Regions from separate parts of the Mus musculus genome. Here region 1 is linked to region 2. The links are chromatin contacts, found by Hi-C or POLR2A ChIA-PET in ENCODE. All regions are on one chromosome and are shown on one strand. The core of a region is the stretch at or near the end of the contact, and the rest is flanking DNA. Distances in the headings are between cores, read along the strand shown. Region 1 has its middle 4.8 kb from the start of Gm30444. Region 2 has its middle 22 kb from the start of Gm30371.

Evidence for each region. Hi-C counts contacts between places; a loop is a spot of excess contacts on that map. ChIA-PET counts read pairs that join two places held with the same protein, here RNA polymerase II (POLR2A).
Region 1: a map of left cerebral cortex shows a loop between it and region 2 (2.2-fold over the local background). The contact joins two enhancer-like sites. A Hi-C loop is called at or near these places in 1 of 37 maps with a recorded cell type or tissue (left cerebral cortex). POLR2A ChIA-PET finds 5 or more read pairs at or near these places in 3 of 5 experiments (all embryonic stem cell).

The regions. Positions count from the first base shown.
Region 1 is chr16:8,989,229-8,996,224 of GRCm38, forward strand. No RefSeq gene overlaps it. Among named protein-coding and RNA genes, the nearest start is that of Gm30444, 4.8 kb to the right of the region's middle. Within about 2 kb of position 5,517, at least 1 of the 3 ENCODE cell types and tissues checked has a DNase peak (open chromatin) inside an H3K27ac peak, as active enhancers do; it is left cerebral cortex, where a contact is called at or near this core.
Region 2 is chr16:8,936,134-8,942,261 of GRCm38, forward strand. No RefSeq gene overlaps it. Among named protein-coding and RNA genes, the nearest start is that of Gm30371, 22 kb to the right of the region's middle. Within about 2 kb of position 2,609, at least 1 of the 3 ENCODE cell types and tissues checked has a DNase peak (open chromatin) inside an H3K27ac peak, as active enhancers do; it is left cerebral cortex, where a contact is called at or near this core.

The DNA of each region.
Region 1 (6,996 bases), core at 4,267-6,766, 56 kb after region 2:
AGAACCCACAACTCCTTCAATCTTGTATCTTTTATACTTCTAATGCCAGTACTATGTGGATGGCATTGCCGAGTCCAGCTACCAGCTTAAGACTGACCCTTATCTCCTCAGACCACATTAGCAGCAGATATTGCATATTTTATAGGAGCAGAAAACCCTCTAGGCTCTTTCACAAGTTGGCCTAGCTGGGTGTGGACTTGCCCCGAGGGCATCTTTTCCTATTTTTTTTTCCAATTCAGAGCTGGAAGTTTTTGTTTTTGTTTTGTTTTGTGGCACTAATCCATCTTCACAGTTATAGCCTCTTACTTAGAACACACCTTGGCTGGACATTAAGCTTCCTAGTTCTCTTTTATTCTCCAAACTGTACAATTTTTATTTCCTTCTGGCTCACTCATTGCTTCTTTTCATTGTAAACATGTATAAGAGTAATGAGTAACAACCATTCCAGAGACTCAACATTATGCTGTCTTGAAATTCCCTCTACATAAGATGCTAGCTTATTGTCTTTTCATTTAGCTTCAGGCAAGCTCTCAGGTCGTGGGCAGAATAAAGTCAGATGCTTTGCCAAAATATCATATGAATGATTTCTAGCCCAGTTGCTAACTGAGTCTTTGTCTTCCTGCCCCACACAACTCTGCTGAGCTGGACCTCCACCTTCTGAATTACTCTCAGCACTACTATCTCCTGGTTTTCTAATAGAACAGCCCATCCACTCACAAACACTTCATGGATACACCAGCAGCCCATTTCAGTAGTTTTGGGGTAGCAACAGGAATCAGCAGTGGTAGCATGACCTAGCAGAAACAGCCAGGCCTGGGATGAGTCAGCAGGAGCAACCAGGACCAACCAGCAGGGACACTAGGAGAAGTTCTCAGCTCCTAAGTGTCTCTCTTAACAAAATGAAAATGAGTGAAGATGTGAGACCAAGAGGTATTGCAAAGCTAGCTATGCAAATCCCCCACACCCATCACTGTTGGTTGAGTCCTATTTGTACTCCCTTCAAACATCATGTGTCCTCCTATGGGTCTCGCCTTAGCACATGAGTCTGTCTTAGCAAAACTCCATGTGAGTCTGTCTCTGCTGACATCACTTTGCCAATGAGCCTGAGTCCTCAGAAACGGCAGGAAGCTGCCAGCATATCATCAGAAGGTTTTTTGGTGCAATTCTCTCTATGTAGTTATGACAAACAGGGCTCAGTTATACAATTTAAGGTGGACTAGTACATGGTTGTTGTTAGCGAAGAATCCTTCATCACCGGTCCTTTATGTGTCTGCCTTAGTGAAACATCTTTTCACCTGTGTCTGCTTCACCTGCCTGCCCCAGGAAAATACCATCTGACACAACTGACTTTCCTAAGAAACCATACATTTCCCCACTCAGAGAAGAGGCTTATTTTACCTCACATTCCAATCAGAATCCATGATTGGTTGGTCCTCTGCTGTGGGTATGAGGTGGGAAAGTGTCCCAGTAGGAGTATATGGTGAAGGAGGCCTGCTCACTGCACACAGTTGTGTGGAAGTAAAATGAGCCTGGGAAGGTTGTGGTTTCAGCCTCCCCCTTGAGGGAACTCACCCAATGTGTTAATTTATTCTCATGATGCCCACCCCTTAAAGATCCCTCATGTACTAATAGCAGCAAAGGCTGAAGACTAAGCCTTCACCATTGTGACCTGAGGAACAGTTCAGGTGTTGCAGGAAATATTAAAAACAAACAACAACAACAACAACAAAAACCCCACACATTCCTGCACTAGTACCGGCATGGGTTGGCCACAACACTTTGTCCTGGCAAGGTCCCGCTGACTCTGTCCCACATTCCAATAACCAAATAGATCCGCCATCCTCATGGTTTCATAACACAATACCCAGTAACCTGGTAAAAACAAGACTCAATGCTTACAGTTAACCAATCATTTATATATCAATAAATTCTCAATACACAAGATGCCAATACAATCATTTCAGAACCATTTGAGAATGATAAAAGCTGACCACCTAAATTAGACAAATTATACCAATATTCTAACATTTATGATATCATAATAACTTGTGGCTGGTCATAGTCACACTGATTCATGTCTACTGCCATCTTCCTTTCTCTCTGCTACCCTTCTTGTCCTTTGTCTCTGCATCTCTTAGCTCCACCCCCTCTCCCTGTCCAATCACAGGCCTTCCACTACCCTAATGTAACTGAACAGAGAAAATCCGGTGACATTCAGGTCCAAACTATAGTAGTAGAATAGTCTCTCTCTCTCTCTCCCTCTCCCTCTCCCTCTCCCTCTCTCCCTCGCTCCCTCGCTCCCTCTCTCCCTCTCTCTCTCCCTCTCTCCCTCTCTCCCTCTCTCCCTCTCTCCCTCTCTCCCTCTCTCCCTCTCTCTTTCATTAAAGTTTTATTTTTATATCTGTATGTGTGTCTCTTTGCTACATGTGTACAGGTGTCCATGGAAGCCAGAAGGCACTGGATTCCCTAGTATTAGAGGTACATGTAGCTGTGAGCCGCTAGATGTAGGTTCTGGAAGCTGAACTTGGGAACTTTGCAATAGCAGTAGGCACTGTTAACAACTGATTTGTAGCAGTAGTTGATTAATCTGGTCTACTCTCTGGCGGCAGTGGCATGTGTGCTCTTTGCTACCTGCCCCAGTGCTCTGGATTCTCCAATAAAAGACACACACACACACACACACACACACACACACACACACACCTTTCTATTTTAATATGCCTTTCAATGGCTGCACCACTCCCAAATTTCCATGTTGCTAGCACCTCCTCTCCGACACTCCTGAATTATTACTTACTAAAATCTATATTCCTTCCTTGCTACCCAGGATCCAGCCTGCAGCCCTCCTGGACCCCTATCCCCTACTATTATGTGTTGGCTGTCTCTCTGTCTCTCTGTCCTACACTTCTCAGGCCTGCACCTCCTTTCTCTCCCAGCAATGAGGATTCCCCTTCTTCCTCAGTCCCTTGCCTGTGAATCCTAAAGTCTTGCCTCTGTCTCCCTTCCCAGCCATTAGCTGCTGGAAACTTTATTTACCAATCAAAGCCAACTGGGGGCAGGGACCCTCAGAATTTCACACGAAGATGTGCAGGTTCCTGGGTAATTTTGAGAGTTGAATTAACATAAGGAGCATTAGAACTAATCAATCCACAACACTGATCCATTTTTCAGCTCCTGAGGACAGTTTCTTGAAGTCAGCATTTTTTTTTTAAATCACCCCTGCTCCACCATATTAATGTAGGTTTAATACATGTCTGTAATGCCAGCACTTGGGAGGTAAAGGCAGGAGGGTCAGAAGTTCAAGGTCATTCTGAGCTACAGATTGAGTTTGAGACCAATCTAGGCTACATGAGACTTTATCTCAAAGATCCCTGAAACCAGGCCACCCAGGCAACACCTCCTACCCCACAGGTGGGACTGGAGAGATGGCTTCAGCGGTTAAGAGTGCTTCCTGCTTTTGCAGGGAGCCTGGGTTTGGTTCCCAGCATCTACAGAGTGCATTGCAATCATCCCTAACTTCAGTTCTAGGTGATCCCACGTCCTCTTCTGGCTTCCATGGGCACCAGACATGAACACAGCACAATACATACACTCATATACTACATATATAAATGCTCACACCACGCACATAAAACTCCACTAGATGAATGTGCAGCAGACACTGTATTAAACATAGCTTGATGAGCATACATCCATAAAACCATCTACCATTGGCAATACCATCAACACATCAGTCGCCTCTAAAGGTGTCCTCCTGCCTCATTACAATGAGTATTATTTCACAGAAAGAACACTTAACCTCTTAATACATTTTAAAACTCTGACTCTGAGGCCGAGAACTCCAGGTACAGAGTGGTAGTTACTCCTCGGTGTAACTGAGACCTGCTTCCAGCAGGGGCACCTTTTGTTTCTTTGCATCTTCTCCCCGCATTTACAGAAGATCCTGAGGGAGAACATTGGTTTTTGTGAAGCCTGAGACCTATGCAGTTTTGAGATCCTTTAAGTTAATCCAACTAAACAGCAGACTTTGGAAGTGTGGGTCTTAGAAGCTCAAGCTTCATTAGCTTCAGGAAAAAGCCACCTTTGGGTTCATTGCATGCCTACTGAGTGAATGCAGGAGTCAAAGGTGGGTTTTAAATGTCTGACTTTGCTCGTTTTATTTTTGGTCTATCAGGAACACGAGGAGAGCGACAGGGGTAAGACAAGCTGATCTACCCTATTGTGATTTTGCACATAATTAGGACTTAAAAATTCTCAAGTTTAAGCCTGCTTCTACCTTAGGTTTGCAGCTAATGGGGATAAGAATAATCGGGTATTGTGGTATGTCAGCAGCATTAGACAGCGGCTGTGTGGGCTTTCTGCTTTCTGTTCTCCACACTTGGAGCCAGTAGAACATTTCCTTCCTTTCAGAGATTCATCCCCTGGCTCCTCTATCTTTCTGACTCAGGCAGACAGATCCAGGTTTCGGGGGAGGGTGTAAGGTCTGTCCACCCCCAGATCTGGGCATCTAACAGAGCTTCTCCTTCCTACTCACTGTGCTGTGCGAATCTCCATGATGAACATTTGATAAATGTACCTCTACCCGTCTGCCCCTCATCCATTGAGGGAGGCCGCCATTATCTCCATATTAGGGATGGAATATGGAGTCATAGATGTGTTGTTAGGTGGGGGCTGCTCCAGTCACCCACACCCCAGTCCCTCTGTGGCTCAGGCTTGAGATTGGGCTTTGCTCCTAAGACCTCTCTCACTGATCAGTCAAGACTGCTCTGTGGGTAGAGGGTGATTTCCTTGGCCAAAAGCCAACTAATTATAGATGTGACTCCCACCCACAAATGCCTTCTGGTAACACTGAGACAAATGTCTAACTGCAAGATGCATGGAAGAACAATCATGCCAACATGTAAAATTAGAGAAGAATGCTCAGTGAGGCTGTCCCTGTAGACCTGTGTCAGCATCTGCTAGATTGGGCAGGACCATCGTCATCTTTGAGCTCCTCTTCTCTCAGTGGGAATGATAGGTCAGGTGTGTGCTGAGGAGCCAGAGAAAAAGGCCCAGGAGTGTGTAAAGGCCATTTTCATGGCTCGTGCGAAGACTCGGTATCAAGGTTCTTGTTGTACAGGACAGACAACATGAGTGCCACCCTGGCACCATGGGGGAAAGAGGGACCAATTTCTCCAGGTTGTTCTCTCACTTCCACACATGTGCCTTGACACATGTGCACTCCCCATCCCCACACATCACAACATCACACACACACACACACACACACACACACACACACACACACACACACACAGACACACACACAGACACACACACACACACACAATGCTAATTAGTAAAATAAAAAATTAGAAAAAAAGAGATAATTTCCAGTCAAGGTCTCCTCACTGGGATGAGATAGAAGATCCTGGAAGTTAAATACTAAACTCCCAAGTCATCTCATGGAGGAGAATGTGACATCAGAGCTGAAGGTGGCTTCTGGCACATACCAGAGAGCTATTTATGTGACTTTCAGTTTTTCAGAGAAGCCCATTTCAGCAAGAGGAGGGAGAAAGCTTAGTGCTCCAAGGGGCTACTTTAACACTTGAGCAGTTGGTCACTTCTGGTCCTACAGAAATGCTCCTTTCATTACTTTTTTCTGTGGATCAAGTCCAGAGCCTCAAGGATGCTAAGCAGTGACCTACGGCTGAGCCACAGCCCCGTTTTTGAGATGCTGACTTTCTTGCTTTGGATACACAGGGTGGAAGGAGCGAAGAAGCAGGAGGAATGCACAGCATGCTGAAGTATTTGTAGACAAGGCTGTGCACTCAGAAACACATCTGCAAAGCAGAGAAAGGATTGAGTGTGTGACCAAGTCAAATGTCTCAGGGAGATGAGGGAAAACCCCAGGAAGTGTTGGACTTGTAGTGGTGTCAGATTCCAAGCTGGACGCTCTGAGGGGACTTGTAATTTATTTTTTCTCATGCGCTTGTCTATGTGTGTATGCATTGTACATACATGTGCAGGTGCACATGCATGAGTGTAAATGTAGAGGGCAGAGAACAACAGGTTTTGAGAAACCTTTTCATTCATTCATTCATTCTTTTTTTGTGTGTGTGTGTCGATAATAAGACTCTCTGAGGGGACTACCCTTTCAGTCTCCCCTCCCCCCGCCCCCAAACCCATGTGCAGGAGGTGGTGGGAGTCAAACAGGATGGGGAGAAGAAAGTCCTTCACCACACACAAGAGGGGTGAGCTAGAGTACTTCTTCAAGTCAGATGGGCCAGAGTGGAGGATGTGAGAGGGAGCGTCACCAAGAGCTCTCACTTTGGGAGGGTCAAAGCAGAAATTTAGCATCCTGAAGGGAAGGGCAGGTCCTGGCAGGGGCACTTAATGTCTCCACTCTCCCCACTGACCCCCAAGAAGGTCCCTAAACTTTTCAAAAGAAGCTTTGGGTGTCAGGGGTTGGGGCCTTGAACCTGTGTCTTGGATATCCCAGGAAGTCAGGGCAGTTGGATGCTGAAGTTCAGTGAGAAAACTGGCCCCAGAAAAACAAAGGAAGGCCTGGGGTAGGGAGTGTCCAGGCAGCTGGAGTCAGCAGAGAGGGTTGCTGTGCAGGGACACAGGCTGAGTCTAAAGCTTTAGTGACCATAGCCATAGCAGGGAAGGGCAGAAAGTGCTGAGCCTAGATTCCCCAGCCCAAGACAGAAAAACAGGAGCAGATACCATCCCAAAATCCCTACAGAGGAACTCTCTGGAGCATGTGTTCAGCAGGATGTTCAGGCCAGCTCCCAGGCCTCAGGTACTTCTCTGTCTCATCCCAGTCTACTCTTGAGAGCTTTCCAGGTGAGAAACAGTTCTGAGTTGGAGCTAGCTAGGCCAGCATGTGGTCTGCAGTGGGGTAGGGAGACCTCAGGCCATCACTATAGGTGTCCATGGGGTAGTCTCCATCCATGTCCATGTGCATGTCCAGAGGGTCCAGAGGTACATTGCTGGAGTACATGGGGCAGTAGG
Region 2 (6,128 bases), core at 1,359-3,858:
GTGCTACTCCCTGGTCTGAGCTTATATAAACCATCACATTTACAATAAAAACCTTCTCCTCAACTGTACCTTAGAGCAGTCATGTCCTCATTTCATTCAAAGATGATCAACATCTATGCCCCCTGGACATCTCTGAGGAGATTCTAGATCCTGTCAGGTTGCCCTTGCTCAACAGCATTCCCAAGCTGGTCTTTCCATGCTGATCCTCATGTCCTAGCCTCCTAAGGCTGCATGGCAGGGTGTGACCCACCATCCATATCTGGCCGCACTAGAGCTCGCTGGTGAGAACCAGCCTGTCCTGGCAGCAGGCTGGCAGAGGGATGGCTCTCTGATTATTTAATCCAGGATGGACATGAGACAGGAAGGAGGTTGAGATCTTCCTTTAAGCCTAGGGGCTTCCTGCAGGGGAGTGACTTCTGAGGACATCTGTGTTTTAGGCCTTCTATTCAGCTGGAGGCTCTAATGGGATTCCATTGTCTGGACATGAATGGAATTCTTTTTTGTACAAGAATGGAGGTCTGATGCTTAATTCACACCCTTTACTGAAAGACCATGCCTTGTCTTGTGACTTCCAACTCCTGCAAGGACCAGAAAGGTGGTGTAGTCTCTTTTAACTGTCTGTGGGTTCTCTTGTCACTGAGGGAATGGAAGGAGAGAATGCCTGAGGGGGGAATGAGTTAATAGGCAAGATGAGCTTCTTGTTTGAGCAATTGAATAAGCAATGTCTCTTCACAGCTGTGGAAACCTTAACTAAGACACAGCTCAAGTTGGCCTCTAACCTGTTATATGGCCAAGGACAACAACCTCTTGAATCTGAGATTACAAGCATGGGTACCATACTTGGTTTATGCAGTGCTGACTATGGAACCCAGGGCTTCATGCCAAGCAAGGACTCCATGAGGGTTTGTCAAATAAATGAATTTCTTCAAAGGGTTAATTCTGCAGCAATTTCTTTGTGGCTGATATGAGTTCCAATGGAGAGAGGCATCGAGGGCAATACAAAGAGCCTGAAGCTCACTGGCTCACATTGGGGACCCATTTGTCTAAAAAGGCCTGCATCTGTTAGGACTGAGCCTTAGTTCTGGCCCTATAGCCCCAGTAAGCTCCCAATAGCTGCCTGTGTTGGACAGCTCTGAAACATGTTAGCTAATGGAACATTGATTTTTTTTTTAAGAAACAAAAAAAAAAAATGCAGGTGTTGCTGCAATCGATAGCCAAGAAGAGAGACTGAGGGAGGAGTTGGGTGAGACTAGTCCCTGAGCACATCCTCCCTGCGCTCCCAGGTGCTCCCAGGCCCCCTTACCTCTTGGGGATAAATGCTGGAGAGAAAAGCAGGAGTAATAAGGACAGGGATGTGCCTTGGTTCTCTAAGCGTTCCTCCTAGGGCCTTTGTGTCGGTCCTGAAGAAGTTACCCAGACTCCTTACAGATCCAAAATCAGCAGGACAATCCCCTTCCCAGTGTCCTGCTGCTACCACATGACAGAACTGGGATTTAGGTCTGTGCAAACACATATTCGGAGCAAACACAGACCCTTAAGAAGCACCAGAGGGGACGCACCAGTGGGTGAAGTGCGTATCACACACATGTGAGAACCTGAGTTTAGATCGCCATACAAAAGTCAGACATGAAGATCATATATTTGTAGTCTCAATCCTGGGGAGGTGGAGACAGGTGGATCCTGGGGTTTTCTGGTCAGCAAATCTCATCTAAATTGGCAAATTCCAGGTCATCGAGAGACTCGGCCTCATGCTTGGCTATGAGGATCTGAAATCTACTGGGGCGGGCAGCAGAGACATTTCTATTCTGAATCACTCCGCACCCTCATCACCTGTGAGGCCAAGTCGGTTCTTCTCTCCCCTAATTGCATCCATTTGCCTTTTCTTTCTTGTGTTACATAAGCTGAGATATTGGACTCGTTGGCTGTGACGGCTGAATTCTCTTCTAATTATAAGAAAAACAGTCTTTTCTCTCTTCCATTATTCCTAATGGAAATTAGCTGCATCCATCTTCTGGCTTTGGGACAGATCTCTGGGTCTCAAGTAGTGCCCGCTGATGCAGGCTTGGCGAGGAAGCTTGTCGCAACAGAGGCAGGCATGAGGGTTCAGAGCTGGATAGATGGAAGTTTGACTCTGGTCATTTGGTGAGAGCTGCAGCAGGTAGAAGCACAGCTTCTCGTGTTGGTTTTCTTACCTGAAAGGCGAGTCAGTGACCTCTCTGCAGGTGTCAGCGTGAGGGATCAAAGGTTGTTTATTACTGGGAACTGAGTCTGGTGGTGCAGGCCTGTGATCTTAGCACTGGGGAAACTGAGGCAATAAGATAGCCTCAAGCTGTGGGCTTGAGGCTAACCTGGGCTACATGTGCTCTCCTTTCAGGAGCCTGAGTGCTGCAGGCTCCTGTGGAAAGGATTCTTCCAGGTCTGACATACTTCTTGCTAGGTGCCAATCTCCTGTCTGGGAATCCTTGCAGTGCTGGGCGCTTGCCCAGAGAAAGGAGCAAGCTCTTGTGCTTGGTTCTGTGTGCCGAGCTGGGATGGTGGGGGAGGGGCAGCACTGAGCAGTGGGAACTAGAACTAGCTTTGCTCTCTGTGTCATCCGTGCCTGGTAGACCTTTCCTAGTGAGTCATCTGGCAGAGAAAGATACAAGCTGGGCTGCCAGGGAGGAATGCAACGAGCTTCAGTTCCAGCAGGCTTTGAGAGCATCTTAGTCAGAATTGCTATTCCTGCACAAACATCATGACCAAGACGCAAGTTGGGGAGGAAAGGGTTTATTCAGCTTACACTTCCACGTTGCTGTTCACACCAAAGGAAGTCAGGACTGGAACTCAAGCAGGTCAGGAAGCAGGAGCTGATGCAGAGGCCATGGAGGGATGTTACTTACCGGCTTGCTTTCCCTGGTTTGCTCAGCTTGCTTTCTTACAGAACCAAGACTACGAGCCCAGGGATGGCACCACCCACAAGGGGCCCTCTCCACTTGATCACTAATTGAGAAAATGCCCCACAGCTGGATCTCACGGAGGCTTTTCCTCAAGGGAGGCTCCTTTCTCTGTGATAACTCCAGTTTGTGTTAAGTTGACACACAAAACCAGCCAGAACAGAGGGTTAGAACCTGTTCCAGGGCCAAGGGAACAGCAGGAATGAGAGTCAGGCAGACCTGGGGCTGGAGCTCCAGGGCCAAGGGCACAGCAGGAGTCAGAGTTAGGCAGACCTGGGGCTGGAGTCCCCGCTGTGCAGCTCCCAGCTCAGTGCCATTCTCTCGGAATCCCGATTTCTTCATTTGTCAGATGGAGATCATAGTAGGAGCGAATTTGCTGACACGTATGGAACCCTTAGTGCTTTGGGACGACTCTAACTTAATTATCCTAGCTCATTCTGGTTACCTCTTGCTGTGAAACCTGGTTGCTTTACACATCAGTTTGCCATTCTCTCCCAGGCTTCTGTGTGCTGACTGGGCTCAGCTGGGGCTCTGGCTGGGTTCTCTTGTGGCTGGAACCATCTGGAAACTCAGTGGGGCAGGACATCTAGGATGGCTTCTGTATTTTTTTTCCCCCTAAGGCAGGACCGCGTACAGCCCAGACTGACTTTGAACACATTTTGTAACCCAAGCTGACCTTGAACTTCTCATCCTCTGCCTCTACTCCCCAACCAACAGGCATATTCCACCATGCAGAATTTAAACTGTGTTGGAGATTGAACCTGGGCTTTGTGGATGCTGGGAAAACAGTGCATCCCCACCCCCACCTCTGTGCTCCTGTGGACTTCAGTGGAGATACACTTAGGCTGTAGGCCATGAGATCTGACAGCAAAGGGGAACCGGCTTCAATCCCCAGCAGACATACCCAGCTGCAGGGCTGGGCTGTTCTCAGGCAGTGAGAGCTGAGAGAGCTGACAGAAGGCATCAGCCTATCTCCTCCATTCATTGCTGGAGGGAGCTGACCAATGAGCCACAGTGAAGCCCATCAGCCTGGCAGATAGCTCACCCCAAGTTCCCTGACAGAGGACTCTGCCATTGAGTCTCCAGCATTCTGGCCACTCAGCCCTTTTTTTTTTTTTTTTTTTTTTTGGGCCCAGAAAATAACAACTCAGAGTACAGGGATTTGGCAGTCTGAGTGCTCTGAAACTAAAGGAAATCCACAGCCCCCCTGGCCTTCTCCTACCCACTTGTCTTTTGACCTCCTGAAGCACACAAAGGCCTTTCTCTGACTCATCTGACTAATGGATGTTCTAGAAGCAAGAATGTAATCATTTTGTGTCTCCTCCTTGGAATCCCATTAACCAGAGAGGAGCTTGCATCTCTGGAAACTTCAGGCTGTGGCCTGGAGAGACTTGGCCACAACCAGTCACTCATCCTTCTGGGACAGTTCCTCCATGTCCCCTGGTCCCAGGGAGGCTGTTGAGGAAAAAGACCTTGTGTACTCTTTGGCTAGTATTCACTTATCAGTGAGTGCATACCGTACATGTCCTTTTGGGTCTGGGTTACCTCACTCAGGATATTTTCTGGTTCCATCCATTTGCCCACAAAATTCATGAAGTCCTCATTTTTAATAGCTGAATAGTATTCCATTATGTAAATTAACCACATTTTCTGCATCCATTCTTCAATTGAGAGACATCTGGGTTGTTTCCAGTTTCTGGCTATTATACATAAGGCTGCTCTGAACATAGTACACCATGTTTCCTTGTGGTGTGGTGGGGCATCTTTTGGTTGTATGCCCAGGAGTGGTATAGTTGGGTATAACTTCAGGTAGAACTATTTCTGATTTTCTAGGAACTGTCAGGTTGATTTCCACAGTGGTTGTACCAGTTTGCAATCCCACCAGCAATGGAGGAGTGTTCCTTTTTTCCCCCACATCCTTGCCAGCATCTGTTATCTCTTGAGTTTTTGATCTTAGTCATTCTGATTGGTATAAGGTAGAATCTCAGGGTCGTTTTGATTTGCATTTCCCTGATGAGTAAGGATATTGGAGTTTTCTTTAAGTGCTTCTCTGCCATTCGAGATTCCTCTGTTGAGAATTCTCTTGTTAGCTCTGTACTTCATTTTTAATTGGGTTATTTGGCTTTTTGGAAGTTAACTTCTTGAGTTCTTTGTATATTTTGGATATTAGCCCTCTGTCATGTTGTAGGGTTAGTAAGATCCTTTCCCAATCTGTAGGTTGCTGTCTTGTCCTTTTGACTATGTCCTTTGCCTTACTGAAGCTTTTCTGTTTCATGAGGTCCCCTTGTTGATCTTAGCGCCTGAACCCTTGGTATTCTGTAAAATTTCCCCTGTGCCAATGCATTCAAGACTCTCCCGCTTTCTCTTCTGAGGTTCAGTGTCTCTGGCTTTATGGTGAGGTCCATGATATTCTTGGACTTGAGCTTTGTGCATGGTGATAAATATGGGTCAATTCGAATTCTTCTACATGCAGGCTGCCAGTTAGACCAGCACCATACATATGTAGGTTTATTTCTGGCTCTTCAATTCTATTCCATTGATCTACCTGTCTATCTCTGTAACAATAGTATGTGGTGTTTTGTTTTGTTTTGTTTTGTTTTTTATCACTATTGCTCTGTACAGCTTGAGGCCAGGGATAGTGATTTCCCCCAGAAGTTCTTTTATTGTTGAGAATTGTTTTCACTATCCTGGGTTTTTTGTTTTTCCATAGGAAGTTGAGAATTGTTTTTTCCATGTCTGTGGAATGCCCATGATACAACTCACAGACTATAAGAACTTACAAGAAAAAAGGCCCAAGAGAGGATGCTTCAATCTTATGTAGAGGGGGAACAAAATAATCATGGGAGGCAGAGGGAGGGAGGAATCTTGGTGGGGAAAAGAAAGGAAAGGGGAACAGGAGCAGGTATGGGGGGAGACAGGAGAGAAGCCCAGAGGGCCAGAAGAATGAATGGAAATATGCAGCTGCTGTAGGTGGGTGGGGGACCTCTAGAAAGTCCTAGAGACTTGGGATATAAAAGACTCCCAGGACTCAATAGGGATGACCTTAGTTAAAATGCCCAACAGTTGGGAGACGGAATCACAAGAGACCATCTCCAGATAGACAGGGTCCCCAGTGGAGGGATGGGGCCATCAGCCCACTTTCAAAAAATTTTGACCTAGAATTGTACCTGTCTAAAAGAAGTACAGGGACAAAAA